Regions from separate parts of the Homo sapiens genome. Here region 2 is linked to region 1. A link is a loop called in an ENCODE intact Hi-C map of the cell type or tissue named here. Cell type or tissue: natural killer cell. All regions are shown on one strand.

Region 1 (2,500 bases):
GACTTGAGGTCTTCAAGTAGTAAGGTAATTTGGCATTCTAAAGCATAGAGTGATTTTAAAAGAGATAAAATCAATGTTCCTTTTCTGTTTGGGGAAGGGCTGTTTTCCAGTTCTGAGCTTCCCATTAAAAGAGGAATAGCAACAAACTTTTCCCCAATTTTCGAAAGCAAACTGAGATGAATTGATGTCAAATGGGAAACATTTAAAAGAACCAGCACCTTGACCAACAAAAATGTCAAGTTTTTTTGAATTAAATTCCATAAAATGTTATGTGCATTAAACATATGCTGTTAAAAATACAGATAATACACCACAGAAAGATTCTATAAAAATAATCATTTTTAAGGATACAGTAGTGTGTTGTATTATACCTTTTACATTATGATAAAATTTACTTTTGCTAGATAATCTATACCTCAGTATGGGTAAATGATGCATTACTATATTCTATTGTCTGAAAATCCATCAAGACTCACTCAGGCAAATAGAAATGATGTTTACATGAATATAGCTATCACATCGCTGGTTATATGTAAGTTGGTGAACACACTAAATATATCCCCTTAAGTTTGGATTCCTTATTTTTAAAATAAAGCTTTTCTAGATTAGGTCATATTCATAGTTCCTGATAGCTCTGTTATTTTAAGCTAAATCTTAGTTCTAAGATAATTAATACTTATAAAAAAGTAATCATTAGCAAGTACAATATTGCAGACTTGTATTGAGTCATAACATGAAAAACTGACAAAATTTTCAAATTCTATTTTCTACCTTTTTAGTTTTTTCTTCAGAAGTAGTATGGTGCTTTCTTTCTATACTAATTTAAAATAAATAAACTGTCAGTAATTTAAAACATTATTATTCTGTTAATATTTGTTTTCCATTTTCTGTAACATGGTTAAGCATGTGTTCCCACAAGGTGGTGCTCTTTATTTAAAAATTACAACAGGAAGCAGTTTTGTTCTATGTAAGCATAGTGCTCAATGATGATACAGATTGAGCATGATTTTAAGTCGCTAAATGAGCAGTGAAAATGCATTTATTACTGAAAACTTATTTTCATTTGATTTTTATTTTTTAAATGCTAAAAGTATAAAACATTTTGGTAGCAATTTCAGTTATTAAGAATTTAGAGGTTTTAAAAGTTCAGAAAATGCATAGTAGCCATAAACAAAAACACAAAGGGAGGAATAGTAAAAATAAAATTTTGGCTGGAACAGAAATTCTTCTCTGGAAATAAAGAAAAGCTAGAATATAACATAGAAATACTATATTTAAACCTTCTAATATTAAACTAAGTACAGAGGAGTCATATACTAAGCACACTTTTTTAACCTGAATTTAGGTATTCAGAAGGAAAAGGAAATAAAGAAAGAGAGATAAAGGGAAAGAGAGAAGGAAGGAAGGAAGGAAGGAGAAGAAAGAGAAAGAAGGAACTTTTAAAAAGAAATTGAATAGTGGTATTAATTTTACTCATCATATTTTTCAAATATTATATTTCCTGACTGTCTGGTCCCTCAGTTCCTTCAAGACTCATACAGTTTTACATCTCACCCTGCTGAGGCCCAACTTAATGTTCAATATTTTACATGATTTGCTTACACCACCCCTCAGCATAAACCAAATTATTTTTCTGGTAACCACCTAAAGGAAGAATAATATGCACCAATACTGAAAAAAAATAGATAAGAGTTTTATTTCTACTTCGGATGTAAAAAGTGTGAAGGGAATATTGATCCCAGGCTAAAAATGAGAAAGAGGTAGGTAATTCTGAAAAGTATTATTTTTTTCTTAAACATTCAGAAAGCTGAGTACTTAAGACGTCCCTCTGAGATGAACAAAATTCCAAAGGTTGACAAGTTCCTTTGAGGAAAGACAGGACACACAAACTGTTTAATTATCAGCAGAACATGGAGCCAAGTGAAAGCAGCCATAAAAGTGGGTAGTAGGGAGGCAAGTAACATTTTAAAAATTCTTAAGACCTAGCGTGGGCTATCATGAGAAGTCAGAATTCCTGAGGGCACCATTCCAAGGGAAGTCTGCACCTGCTTGGACACCAGCTCTTTTACAAGAGGGGTTCAGCTACTCCTGGAGACAGGTAGGAAAAGAGAACAAGACAATCTGCTGCTAGAGGAAGGGCAAGATCCTGTCTAGCATCCAACATTTAGTCCTGCTTTGATAACCAAAGCCATCTGCCCATGGGAGAGAGACAGGAAACCCTTCCATAAGACGCAGGCAAAGATTGGCTGCACTGGCAAAGAGACAGGAGACACTCTTACCCCTTCCTCCTAGGCCAAGGTCAGCTGCCATGAAGAAAGGTATAGAAGTCTTACTCCTCCAACCAGCCCTTTACAGTAGGAAAAGCCATCTGCTACTGAGGGAGGAGTAAGACACCAACTTAATTCCAGAATTCTACAATGATATAGTATATTGCTACAGGGGAAAGGCAGGAAATCAGCCTGTAGAAACACCCAATCATTCAAGGCAGAGGTCAGCTGTC
Region 2 (2,500 bases), 370 kb after region 1:
TTTTCTGGGGAGGAATTCAATTTTGCTGCAGAAGTTTGGATAAGTAACAAGGAGCCAAATGTTAATAGCCAAGACAATGGGGAAACATGTCTGCAGCATATGACAAAGACCTTCACAGCAGCCCCTTCCATCACAGGCCCAGAGGCCTATGAAGGACAAATGGCTTCATGGGCCAGGCCCAGGGTCCCACTGCCCTGTGCAGCTTTGGGACATGGTGCCCTGTGTCCCAGCCACTCCAGCTCCATCCAGTGCTAAAAGGGGCCCAAGTACAGCTTGGGCCATTGCTTCAAAGAGTGCAAGTCCCAAGCATTGATGGCTTCCACCTGGTGTTGTGACTGCAGTTGTGCAGAAGACAAGAGTTGAGCTTTGGGAACCTCCAGCTAGATTTTAGAGGATGTATGGAAATGCCTGGATGTCCAGGTAGAAGTCTGCTGCAGGGGCAGAGCCCTCATGAAGAACCCCTGCTAGGGCAATGCAGAAGGGAACTGTGGGTTTGGAGCCCCTACAGAGAATCCCCACTGGGGCACTCCCTAGTGAAGCTGTGAGAAGAGAGCCACCCTCCTCCAAACACCACAATGGTAGATCCACTGACAGCTTGCACCATACACCTGCAAAAGCCACAGGCACTCAGTGTCTGCCCATGAAAGCAGTGGTGGCTACCCAAGCTACCCCTTGCATCAGCATGGCCTGGATGTGAGACATGGAGTCATTAGGATTTAAAGACTTCCCAGCTGGGTTTCAGACTTGCATGGGGTCTGTGGCCCTTTATTTTGGCCAATTTCTCCCATTTGAAATGGGAATGTTTACCCAATGCTTGTACCCCCATTGTATCTTGAAAGTAACTAACTTGTTTTTGATTTTGCAGTCTCATAGGCCAAAGGGACTTGCTTTGTCTCAGATAAGACTTTGGACTTGACTTTTGGGGTAATGCTGAAATGAGTTAAGAATTTAGGGGACTGTTGGGAAGGCATGATTGGTTTTGAAATGTGAAAGGACATGAAATTTGAGAGGGGCTGGGGCATAATGATATGCTTTGGTTCTGTGTCCCCACCCAAATCTCATCTCAAATTGTAATTCTCACATGTAGAGGGAGAGACCTGGTGGAAGGTAATTGGATCATGGAGGTGGTTTACCCCATGCTGTTCTCATGATAGTAAGAAAATTCTCATGAGATTTGATGGTTTTAAAAGTGGAAGTTTCCCCTGAAGACTCTCTCTCTACTGCCACCTTGTGTGGAAGATGCCTGCTTTCCTTTTGCCTTCCACCATGATTGTAAGTTTCTTGAAGCCTCCCAGCCATGCAGAACTGTGAGTCAATTAAACCTCCTTTCTTTATAAATTACCCAATCTCAGGTAGTATTTTTATAGCAGTGTGAGAATGAACTAATATATTGGCAAACACCAGTCTATCCTTTGCTTCTAAGTTTGAACATTTTAGATAACTCCTATAAGTGTATCTAAGAGGTATAAGTGTATTAAATACACTTATAGGAGGTATCTAAAATGGTCATACTCCTATAAGTATAATGGCTATACTCCTATAAGTGTATCTAAATCATGAACAATTTGTCCTTCTCTATCTTATTTAACCTAAAATAATGTCCTCCAGTTTCACTCATATTGCAAATGTGTGTGTGTGTGTGTATACATATATATATATATATATATATGTATACACACACACACACACACATACCACATTTTCCTTATTGATTTATCTGTAAATATTTGGGTTGTTCTCATATTTTGTTACTATGAATAATGCCATAATGAATATGGGAACACACATATTTCTTTAAGATCTTGATTTTTTCTTTTTCTTTCAGATACATATTTCCACACTGTTTTTCATAGTGCTTGGACCATTTTACATTCCCACCAACAGTGTATAAGGGTTCCATTTTCTTGTGCTTTTTATTCTGCACTTGATCAACATTTTCATTGTTTATGCCATCTTGTGTTTAATTTAACTCACACAGTTACACAAATGCAAGATATAAAAATTGTATTAATGAGGCAATATGTGCCTCAGAGGTTCAATTATTATTGGATCTTTTGGGTCACAAAGCCCAAGGAAAGGATAGTGGGCACTACAGCATACACCTTTCCCACAGAGACCTCTCCTGCTAAAACCCACTCAAAGTTTATTATGCATTACTTAGCGAACAGGTCAGGGCAGCACACTGACATGTGGCCTGTATTATTGCCAAAATCCAAAGAGGCTCAACAGGGGTTGTTCTTCTTTGTTCATGGTTGAGTGGCATATGACACAGAAATTTGCCTTTTACTTTAGAGAGTATTCTGGCATGCCCCAGACTTCCTGGACTTAAGGATCAAGATATGAACATCTTCCAAATTTTATGGAGGAATTTTTCTCTCATTCTCTAGCATTCATGTTTTACTAACCATTTGGGTACTCCCTATTTCATGATTACTAAATCCAACGGATCTGGGATGTAAATAAAATACAGAAAAACCAGTATATTCTCTAGGGCTACTCT

The links. Hi-C counts contacts between places; a loop is a spot of excess contacts. Peaks named below come from ENCODE experiments on the same cell type or tissue, not always from the same donor. Only the 100,000 strongest peaks of a DNase experiment are listed, where the experiment ranks them.
Region 2: a loop joins it to region 1, with 17 times the contacts of the local background. A loop is called at or near these places in 9 of 110 quality-filtered maps.

Annotation. Positions count from the first base shown.
Region 1 is chr12:81,643,797-81,646,296 of GRCh38, forward strand. All of the region lies in intron 4 of PPFIA2 (PPFI scaffold protein A2), which reads right to left. Among named protein-coding and RNA genes, the nearest start is that of PPFIA2, 110 kb to the right of the region's middle. In natural killer cell, a CTCF peak has its summit at 942 (motif pointing right); a DNase peak (open chromatin) is centred at 945.
Region 2 is chr12:82,018,514-82,021,013 of GRCh38, forward strand. No RefSeq gene overlaps it. Among named protein-coding and RNA genes, the nearest start is that of LINC02426, 66 kb to the left of the region's middle. In natural killer cell, no CTCF peak of the experiment used is centred here; a DNase peak (open chromatin) is centred at 1,248.